2 separate regions of the Mus musculus genome follow, and region 1 is linked to region 2. The links are chromatin loops, found by intact Hi-C in ENCODE. Cell type or tissue: heart. All regions are shown on one strand. Links, peaks and the distances in the headings refer to the core of each region. The heading gives the core; the rest is flanking DNA.

Region 1 (5,371 bases), core at 313-5,312, 59 kb before region 2:
AAAACTGAAGCTACTGGGGATACACTTAAATGGCTTTTGGCTCCTTCACAATGCTTTCTCTTCTTATCGGAGGCTGAATAACCACTATCGTGACTCTAGGACTTGCTCCATCATTTTCTTCCTATTCTTTCAAGTAGCTCTTTCTAATTAATATATAAAACCTCTCACACCAAATCGATGATCCTGGAAGAGGGATAAAGTGCTCCCAGGAGGATCCCAACGCCTGAAGAATGCTACTGCTAAGATGACTCCTAAAAGACTGCTGGGTTTCTAACACCCTTCTGTGAACTCCTAAGAACAGGTTGGGGTGTAAGTAATGGAAAAAGGCAAGAACAACGGATACAGAGCGGCAGGGAATGGAGAACTTCCAACTAGAATGGATGAGACCGAATTCCAAGTATGCACACGGGTTTTAAGGACAATGAATGGAGAGACATCCAAGATGTTATATGGAGAGTTTTTACTTTTTTAAGATTATAGAGTACACTTGTGGCCCCTTCTGCCTGTAATGCCAGCACTTGAAAGACTGAGTCAAGACAGTTATAATCAGTTGGAGAAGGGTGAAAAAAAAAGAAGAAATTAAAGCATGGCTTTGAGCTAACACCAACAAGATTTTGTGAGGGGCGGGGAAGGGGAGGGAACAATGGAAGGCTACCAACAGTGCAACTCATGAATGCTTCCCAGTGAACAAAGGTAAACCAGCTGTAACCCAACAGTGGAGTACACAGGATCCACAGAAGAACCTGTGGGTGATTAGCAAAGATGCAGGGAGGGGGTTGGTATGAAAATACCAGGGGGAGGGGCTGCTTCTAGGTAATAAGAAAGAAAATTATCAGACAAAAAACAACAACAACAAAAAAAAAAAACAACCAAAAAACACAAAAACCACAAGGGAACAGATGTTTAAGTCTGCAGAGAAATTTTAATGCACAGGTTGCCTGGGGGAAGGAAGGTAATGACTATAAAAAATGTCAAATGCCCAACAGGTGGAAGGACTTATGGTCACAGACCTAGGAGTAGGAAGAAGCGGATCTAAATGCACCTTCAGAGCTGAGCTGAAACCATCAATGAATTTTTTCTACTCCACATTTCCACAAAGTAGACTTTTCTTATCACAGATTCTAGTTGGCCCATCCTGAGACACTTGGTATGTCACTATGTCTTTATTATTATGATCTGAAAATATGTTGTTCCCCAACCTAACCTCTCCCCATCCCAACCCCCACCCCCAGCCATCCTGCCCTTTGCAGATCCCATCTCCTTGAACATCCCAACCTGACAATGAAACCCGTGTGACACAATCTACATGGGAGTTCACAGTAAAAAAAAAATTTTTTTTGTTTTTTTGTTTTGTTTTTTTGGTTTTTCGAGACAGGGTTCTCTGTATAGCCTGTATATCTCTGTATAGCCCTGGCTGTCCTGGAACTCACTCTGTAGATCAGGCTGGTCTCGAACTCAGAAATCCACCTGCCTCTGCCTCCCGAGTGCTGGGATTAAAGGCGTGCGCCACCACGCCCAGCTTCACAGTAAAATTTTAAAGGAAGAAAATATATTACATGTACTAATCTCTGGCCGAAGGACAATTGGCTACATCGACCTCTACGGGTACAAAGGCGATAACCATCGTGATTATCTGTGTACAGCGTAGTAACACTGGAACCCAAGGCTCTGGCAATCTCTCCCTACAGGATCGCCCTGAACTTGTGTATCAGGGCCCTACAGGCCATTCCCCTCATCCGGGCAGGCTATGGGAAGACGGGTTACCCCCGACCTCACACCCAGAGATCCTGCAGCGAGTGTGCTCCACACCCGCTGACAGGAGGCCTCTGTGCCTCCGGGGTCGCCGGTGCACCCTATCCCTCACAGTCCACAAACCCTCTAGCGACAATTTGCCCGGGGCTGGCCCTCCTACCCACCCACCTGCAGTTCCTACAGCTCAGGCAGTGGGCGGGCACACGGACCCAACAGCCTCGGGCGACTGGGCAAGACCCCCAGCCCCAACTCAAGCACCGGCTACCGGCGCTCGGCCGCCATCCCTCACCTGCGACAACATGACGACCCTGCGCCAACCCGCCCCCCACTTCCGAGAGCCACGACAGCAAAGCTGCCACGCGATCCAGCTCTACAGCCGACGTCACAAGCGCACCAGGAAGCCACTTGGTGGGAGGGCGCAACTCCAGAGACCGGAAGGCGATAGGCGGGTCCATACCTTGGGGCGGGGCTCCATAGTGGGCGGGGCGGAAAGAGCTGGTCCACGCGACGGACGCGGGCGGTAGGAGGCGGGGTGTGTGGGCGGGGCCTTGACGCAGAGACTCTGTAGGGGCTGAGGTGGAGGTGGGCGGGGCAAGCGTGAGCAGGGGCAAGGGCTGCACTTCTAAGGAAAAGCAAAACGCTTGGGAATAAACTGGCTAACTTAATGGGTTCTAAAGCGAAGTTTCTTGGGTTATGAATGGAAAATGTTTTTTGCTACCAAAGAAGTACAAACTGTGAGTCATTACCACCAGCAGGGACGCCCTGAGAGAGGCGGAGCTTTATAATTTAACCTTGTAAATGTATTGTATTTTAGTATAGTCTTTCTTAAGCGATTTAAATGTTAAAGAAAATTGAGAAATAAATGTGTCCTTGGAAAGAAATTAAAAAAAAAAAAACCGAGTAAGAAAGAGACAAGAAGACTAGCGTAAGCAGTGAGGGTACTGCTGTAAGGGGCATAACCTCAGAACAAGAAGAGAGGCCAGTATCGCGCCTCTGCCCTCCATGTACCAATTATATAACCAATCTCTATGTACATCCTTCCTCGGCTGTAAAGTGGGAAGGACGGTGATGGCTTTACAGAGCATTTAGTAAAGTGGCACAAATTTGCTTTTATTACTGTTTTAAGTCACCTGCTGATGGCATGATCATGCCTAGACCTAAAATTCAGAGATTTTTTTTTTTTTTTTTTTTGGTTTTTCGAGACAAATTCAGAGAGTTTAAAGCCATCTTTGCAACTGTAATGATAGAGATATTCTGTTTGCTCAACTATGTCAGACTGTTGGAGGCTCATGCAATGTCCCTCTCACCTTTTCTTAACTGAAGGGACTCTTCACAGAACCCGGGGTTTTATCTGGTTCTTTGCCAGGACTATGTCAAACCCAGTGTTACAATAATGAAGAAACATGGACCTAGTTCCCAAAAAAGAGAAAGCAGGCAAGGTAATTGCGCATCTTCGTGTGAAGCTGGACAAATGACCTATGTCCTAACCTGCTTGGACAAAGATTTTGGTGGCCCACCCTGTGTTGTGAGGTTGTGTGGAAAAAAAATTTTTTTGGTTCTCACTTTTTATATGAATGCAATTTGAATTCACTACCATATTTTAAGATATAGAGCATTTGACAAGAAAGTGAATTTCCCACTTGTTAGGATTTTTGTCTTCCTTTTTGGAGGACTGGTGTGTGTGTGTTGGGGGGGGGGTTCTTTGCTTGCTTTTGAAACAGGGTGTTGCCTCCTAGTACCAACTGACTAGATGCTCTGTCCTCCTGCCTTGCCCCTATCTCCCCTCACCCTCAAGAACTGGAACTTAATGACGGGGAAAGTCTGCCTGGGGTGTTGAGCCTCTATGTAGGGACTGTACTCTTTGTCCAGATCCTGAGCCCTTCTGTGAGCATATCCACCAGTGAGCCTGTAAACTACTCTTTACAAAATTACCTACCTTGCCCCTGACAGCACCCCCTGAGTATTTAAATAGGAGTCTCAATATACTTGAGAGTAAAGCCTCCTTTGTAGAAAATGAAGCGTATTTTCTTCATTTTTTTTCCTTTTCTTCTGATGGAGTGTGTTCTGACCCGTTAGATCACATGCAGTGTTCTAAATACAAGTCTGCCTTTTGATCTCCCCATATCCTTTACCAAAACTGAGTTTTAGTCTTTGCAAAAATACCAGGAGATTTTTATATAGTATCCTGATGGCTACTGTTCAAAAGTTTCTGGAAGCAACGATAGCCCTAAGTTGGTAGTGATGAATGGAGTCTAACTGCTCAGTGACCTTGCCTACACCTCACTAAGTGGAATGCTGGCACTCTCTCCCTGTCTCCTGGTGTCTTAATATAACCCTACTCATTCTTTGAGCCATAGAAAGCTTCATATGAATTGCCAAAGCAATGTCAAAAAAGAAAGGTCTGGACAACCAACACTCACTTAGTTTTCAGTTTGTTGTAATGCTGCTGTAATTTCTCAAGCCTGGTTTAGATAAACACATTTTGTCCAAGTTCGGGGGCTGCTGTTTTCCCTTCCTTCATGAAATTATCAATAGGGAGGCCTTTGATCTTACGGATCCACGCAGCTTTGCTGGCTTTTCCTGGGTCGACCTCTTTAGTGGATACACTGGCTTCATATTCCTTCATCTTGGCTTCAGCAAATTCTTTTTCCTCCTTCACAGTCATCAGCATGAACCCAGTGTTCATTCTCAGAGGATCAAGGGTTGTGTAGAAACGAGGCCGTTCTTTCTTGGGAGACAGGGTGGCTGTGCCGCCTCGAGGAGCGAGCATTCGGTTTGGTTTAATGACCTGCATGCTGGTCAGGGGGCCTGCACGGCGCATTGTCCCATCAATTGAACTGGTCAAGTGCTCGTCACCCCTTAAGCTGTCAGAGACCTTGGGACGGATAAGACTGGGCTGGGGTACAGTGGCCTGGACTCTGGGACTGTGCAAGGACTTTTTCAAGTTGGGCTGAAGTTTCTGGATTTCAAGGGGAATGTTGGTTTGTCTCACACCTGTAGGAAGATTGCTGGATCGCAGCTGATCAACTGCGTGTTGAACTGATTTTCCTTTGAGTGATAGGACTTTCCTCGGATATGGAATGGAAGGCCCCCAAGCATCAATGACTTGAGGTCTGGGCCTATGGGGATAGGCAAACTCTTCAGAATTGTGGGCTTGTTGCAAGGCACTGATAGTCAGAAGGAATCGGTCAGGTGTCATAGGGACTTTCCAGAGCTTTTGCAAGGGATGACTGACTTCGCCTACAGGAGTTTCCATATCATCTGCTCATTCAAAGACAAAACAGAAGCACGTCAGTATTCTGTGGAGAGGAGGGGCCATAAATACATGAAATTTGAAGCCAGTCTGAGGCACACTTAAAGGCACACTGAGGTCTTGTTGCTGAAAAGGGCAGACCATCAGACATCCTGGATGAAAGCAGTATTTGGCAGTATACTTGCTAATCAATAACTTAAGTTCCTACCTGTTACCTATTCCAGAGAGTGGGATTCCCCCCTTGTTCCCTAGTTTGGGGACTCCTCTCACCCCAACCACAAAGACCTAAGGGTTTCAAATGTATGACTAAGAAAAAGTTTTTTTCCCCAAACCTACTTAACTTTATTTTCTGCTTCTAATATGTAT
Region 2 (5,371 bases), core at 121-5,120:
ATTTCATTGCATACCTATAGGATATTTTTGAGAATAGTGAGCTTTTTTTTTTAATTTGACAACTCCTGAGGAGACTCCCTGCCTGAGGTTAACCTCTGCCTCAACACACATGTTCACATACATGCATCCTCATGCACACACACCCACATACAAAACAAATGAATAAATATTAAAGTTACAATGTTGCAATTTGAGGGTCTTCCTTCATTTTTCTCTAATAAGATGGTGTTCCAGAAGCTTCCATGCCTCGCTCATCAACTGCGTAACTTTGAACAAGTACAACAGAGACCTTCAGAGCCCTCACCTAATAATTACTGAAATATCAGATGGGAAAATCCACACCAAAAAATATTTTCAAGTTGGGTGGGTCCCTTTCCTTTGATGTATTTGTTGATTGCCATACTTTCCGTATAGGACATCCCTTGATACTAGAAACACTGGAAACAGTTGACAAGTGGCTTCCTGGGCCGGAAATGGTGACTCATTAGCATCTGGAGTGTCGAACTCTGCAGAACTACACCCATCCAGGACTAGAGAGAGTCTACCTCTGGTACAGGAACAAAAGAAATACCCTGGTTAGGAAAGTTCCTTGCCCAGATACCACTTTCCTTTACTGCCCAGGAACACATGCCACAGAAAGGCTCTGGGTGTGCCAACCAACAGTGCAAAGAGGGAACTGCCTTGAGCGTGAACCAGGACCTGTGTGTGGGCGGAGTCAACCTTACTTCCTACTGGGGAAACTCAAAGTGGGAGAAACTCAAAGTGGGAAAGCTGCGGGGGTCCACCCCCAATGTCTCATCCAGGATCTTGGCTTCCAGATAAAGGCAAGCAGTGCTTCAGAAATGACTTTTTTATCTGATAAAAGTAAAATTTCAGACTTCGAGCACAGTGTTTCTCAGGTGCTCCTGCCAGCCTATCCCGTAAGGAACCTTTATTCTCCAGTAAGTTAAGTCGCCCTTGGCATTAACTTCCGTGTGCGTTTCAAATTCTGTTATCTTGGCAGTTTTTGTTTTGTTTTGTTTTGTTTTACTTGAATGCAGCATTTTGTGTTAGCTTCTTTTGTGGTTTTGCGATTCAAAAAAAAAGAAAGGAAGGAAGGAAGGAAGGAAGGAAGGAAGGAAGGAAGGAAGAAAGAAAGAAAGAAAGAAAGAAAGAAAGAAAGAAAGAAAGAAAGAAAGAAAGAAAGAAAGAAAGAAGTTAAGAAAGAGAGGAAGGAAGAAAAGGAGAAATGAAGTCTGAGGTTTCTTCTTTTCCCTTGGACTTCTGCCAAGGTTTTCATGGGTTGATATATGCCTCACAGATCCTGCCAGAGGGAAATACCACACTCCTGAGGCTAACCTTCTACAGCACACACCCAAATGCACATTACTAAACTCTAACTAGAAACAGCAGGAAATTCCTATGCCTGGCAGAGACAATAGAGACCGCACAGCAACAGGGACACTGAGATGGGGACAGTGACCCACTTTTGTTTCCAAAGCCAGCGGCTATAGATACTTACAGCGAACCAACACCCAGGCACTACCGCTAAAGTTCTCCTCTGTTGACTCGGAACAAACTGGCATCAACAGAGCCACAAATGCAGCATGTGTGACCTCTCCCTGGGGACACCTCCTCCCACTGGTCCCTCCCAGGCGACAGACCCCACTACTCACCTCTTTGTTCCTGCGGGCTGCATCCAGGGAGACAGTACTGTCGCCTCTGTGTTCACCCTCCCCGCATTCCTGGCAGATACACTGCTGGTGCGTGTGGCAGAAGGAAACCAAAGGGCTGTGGTGGGCAGGGCAGGTGCGTAGATCCTGGTCCTTTGCGGGTTCGGTTAGCTGGTGGCTGTGCAGTTTGCTGTTCTCCTGGTGTGGCCGCAGGTGCTCCTCACAGTAGTTCACCATGCAGGTCAGACAGGATTTCACTGCCCTTACTCTGCTGGCCCCAAGACAGAAGTCACACAAGATCTGATCCTCTTCACCAGGAGCCCCGACCTCTGCGGGGTCATGACCCTGCTCCTGGGTTTCCTCACCTGACTTGCTGAGAGGGTCCGCATCTTCTTTTTCTGCTGGGATAGCTGACACAGGGTCTGGGCCGAGAGGGGCCAAAGGGTGAGCAGTGACCCCGGTCAGAGGCCCCGGGGCAATCAGATCCAATTCAGCCATCTGGTGGAGGCTCTGCGGACTAAGGACTAAGGCGTCCTTCCTCGCGGTCCCTTGGCTCAGGATCTGAGTAGCCCAAGTCAAACCAGAGAGCCACGCCTAGCAGATTGCAGCTGCCCTGAGACATTAACTGTTTCCTCCCTCCCGAGGAAGCTCAGTTACTCAGACAGGACGAGGCTCCTCCAGATTGGCTAGTAGCCAGCCACAGTGACAAGGCTCAGAACTGCCTTGCCACTTGGCTCCTGTGTCTGTTCCTTGGCTCAGGCTTCTCATTCTCATTCCTAGCCCAGCCCTGAAACTTCTATTCTTACGGGACTCATTCACGCACACCCCATAGGCTCTTCCGGAGACCACGTGTGCCTGTGGGACTGGAAAAAAGGGCAAGATTCCTGAGCTCTATTGTAAGCCTCTGCGGCTTTGAGCGGTCCCACAAGCCATATTTTGCGGTGGATCTCTCTCTCTCTCTCTCTCTCCTTCCTCCATCCCTCCCTCTCTCTCCCCTCCCCCTCCCCTTCTCTCTACTCCATATATTTTTAAAGGGGTCCAAAATGTAAGGACTTTGATAATAGGGCAGCTGCTAATCCTAAATGAGCCACCAGCTTGGTCCTACCACCACCACCACAAAACCTGACATACAGACAGACAGACAGACATAGTCAATCTAGCTTTATCTGCTTTTAATAACTTGCTTTTATCAGACTTTTGTTTTATTTTAGTCGTGTGTGTGTGTGTGTGTGTGTGTGTGTGTGTGTGACAGAGTTTGACATCTAGTGTCTTTCTTAATTGCTCTCCACCTCATTTCATGAGAGAGGACCTCACAGTGAACCTGGAACACGCTAGGTCACCTAGCGCAGCAGGCCAGCAAGTCAGAGGGATATTCTAGACTCTTGCCCCAGTGCTGGGGTTACAGATAAGCACCATTGCATGGCTGCAGGTGGCCATGCACACCTAGCAAGCACTTTACCCACTGAACCGTCCTCCTAGCTCCACTTCTGGTTGACTTTTAAAACTCACTCATGTGAGAAGCCACCCAGTGGACAGGGCCCTGGCCTTCCACTCTCTGCCATAAACCTCTAACATGTGGGCTTTGATGATAACAGTTGTCTGGCTTGCTTCTCCGAAACTTGATGGCCTTTTGTTGAAATTGACTCATCTGGACCTGAGCAGGTAACTAGTGGGTGACCTTTTGGCATCAGAAGACCAAAACTTCTGCCCTCAGAACATTCTAACACTGACCTGTCCTGAACATGCATCCCACGAAGAGCCATGAGGACCGATTATGGTCCTCTCAGCCACCCTTCCCTATCTCATAAATCCTCACCAGACCCCACCCTCCAGGAAGTGGATCTAACTGTGCTTCTCCCCTTCCATGCTCAGCTCAGCTGCCTTCAAATATGATTTTTCTCTTTTGCGAAACGCATGGTCTCTGTGTTTGCCACCCTGTGCAAGCATCCTGGTTCTGAAACCACAGAAATTGATGGATGTTTATAACCCTGACCCTCCAGTGTCCGCTTCTAGGGCATTCCAGGAGCTGGCTGAGAATGGGCACAGGAAGGGGCCATCGGGTAGAAGAGGGAAGGCACTGTCCCCTTCCACATACAGCTCTCTCCAGCCTTTCTAGGCCCCGTATCTTACTCTGTGATCTCCACGAAGAGACAGTTGCTAAACTAGCCCCACATCCAGCTAATAAAACTGTTCCTAAATGAGGTGCCCTCATTTTCTCAGGCTGTCCTTACAAAGTGCCACAGACTGACTGACTTTGATGACAGGAGTTAATTTCCCGACACCTCTGCAAGGGTGAGCTCCCACGCGTGGAGATGCCGTGGCCTTCTTCTGAGACCGCACTCCTTGGCTTGCCCTCCCGTCCTTCATGCCGTCTTCCCTGTGCTTGTCTGTGTCCTGATTGCTTCCTTTAGACATCAGTGAGGCTGAACTAGGGGACCATCCTACCTCATTTTTTTTCTTAATGACCTGTTCAAAGACCTACCTCCAAAAGCAGTCATGCTCTGAGGTAATGGGGGGTTATGACCTCAGTGTGTGAATTTGGAGGGTGAGGAGGGGGATGAAGCTCATGGCTAGAGGATGGGATGAGAAGCAAGTGGTTCCTGGGGGGAAAGAGCTCTTCCAGACGTGGCGTACCTCTGGACTTTAGGACTGAGATTAGTCTAATATGGCACCACCATGCATCTCTGTTTCCTTGGGGTAAACTAGACAGACCCGGGGATATTTCTTGGCAGAACTTGTCAAAAATCCAAGAAATCCACAGGCTTCTCAGAATCATAGTATACAAAAGGCTGCAAACTCATCCCAGATGCAGCCCTGCATTATTTAAAGACACTATGGAACACCCATGGCATGATTTCCTAGAGTGTTTAGCCAAGTTCCCCAAGTGTCCTTGTCCCTAAATGTCCCACCCTCTGAAGCTTTCCAAAAGTCAATTCCCAGAACCTTATTCATTTCATGGTTTTTATATCTCCAGACAAGAGAAAAAAAAAAGCCTGCCCAACCATCCCCAGTTCATTCTTAGACACTTCTTCAATACTAACAGATATTTCCACGAATGACCAAGACTTACCAGAAGATGAACTGGTTTTCCAACATGCCTCTCTGTCTCTGACCTCTCTCAGAATGAGGAAGAGAAGTGATTGCCCTGCCTGACCCATTCTACAGCCTCAAAGGTGGAAGAGAAAGAAGGGAGTCTGCTGTCTCCATTTGGTTCCCACTTGTCTCTCATTCTTTCTCTCACAGTTTTATTCCTACCCTTTCATCTTTCATTAAGGAATTATTTCCTGTCCCCACCCCCCTTCTATGACTAACACTTTAACATAGTACATGGGCATGACCGTCCCTCCACCAATGCCCAGAGTTAACAGACAACACCCAGTCATGACACTGTAGGAAACCTGATTCTGGGTCCTACCTTCACCTGTTATAGCATCTGTTTTCTCTAAACTTCATAACTGAGATACTGACCTAAGCCAAGGCTAGCAAACAGAGTTCTGAGTTGGTTCCTAGAGATTGTGCCTGAGCAACCTTGGGGTTAGGACAATGCTTTGCTTGTGTTATCTGATACGGACATAGAGTGGAAGACACTGGTCTCTCTATAGACCCATCACAGGAGCCATCAAAATGTCTGAATCCTCTTTATCATTAAGCAGGGTCTTTGGGAGGTATCTGCTAGGCCCAAGCTCTGACCCCACTACCAGGGTCTGGAACGCAACTGT

What was found. Hi-C counts contacts between places; a loop is a spot of excess contacts. Peaks named below come from ENCODE experiments on the same cell type or tissue, not always from the same donor. Only the 100,000 strongest peaks of a DNase experiment are listed, where the experiment ranks them.
Region 1: a loop joins it to region 2, with 4 times the contacts of the local background. A loop is called at or near these places in 8 of 42 quality-filtered maps.

The regions. Positions count from the first base shown.
Region 1 is chr11:62,876,266-62,881,636 of GRCm38, reverse strand. It overlaps Fbxw10 (F-box and WD-40 domain protein 10), which reads right to left. Exons shown (of 13, transcript NM_001033669.2): 13 at 4,175-5,013. The coding sequence ends at 4,220. Tvp23b (trans-golgi network vesicle protein 23B) reads right to left here and starts at 2,182. Exons shown (of 7, transcript NM_026210.5): 1 at 2,042-2,182. The coding sequence starts at 2,053. In heart, for the core only: no CTCF peak of the experiment used is centred there; a DNase peak (open chromatin) is centred at 2,206; H3K4me3 peaks cover 1,792 bases; H3K27ac peaks cover 1,234 bases.
Region 2 is chr11:62,817,284-62,822,654 of GRCm38, reverse strand. Trim16 (tripartite motif-containing 16) reads right to left here and starts at 2,402. Exons shown (of 6, transcript NM_053169.2): 1 at 1,656-2,402. The coding sequence starts at 2,150. In heart, for the core only: a CTCF peak has its summit at 2,153 (motif pointing left); DNase peaks (open chromatin) are centred at 484, 1,734 and 2,314; H3K4me3 peaks cover 1,963 bases; H3K27ac peaks cover 1,742 bases; H3K27me3 peaks cover 381 bases.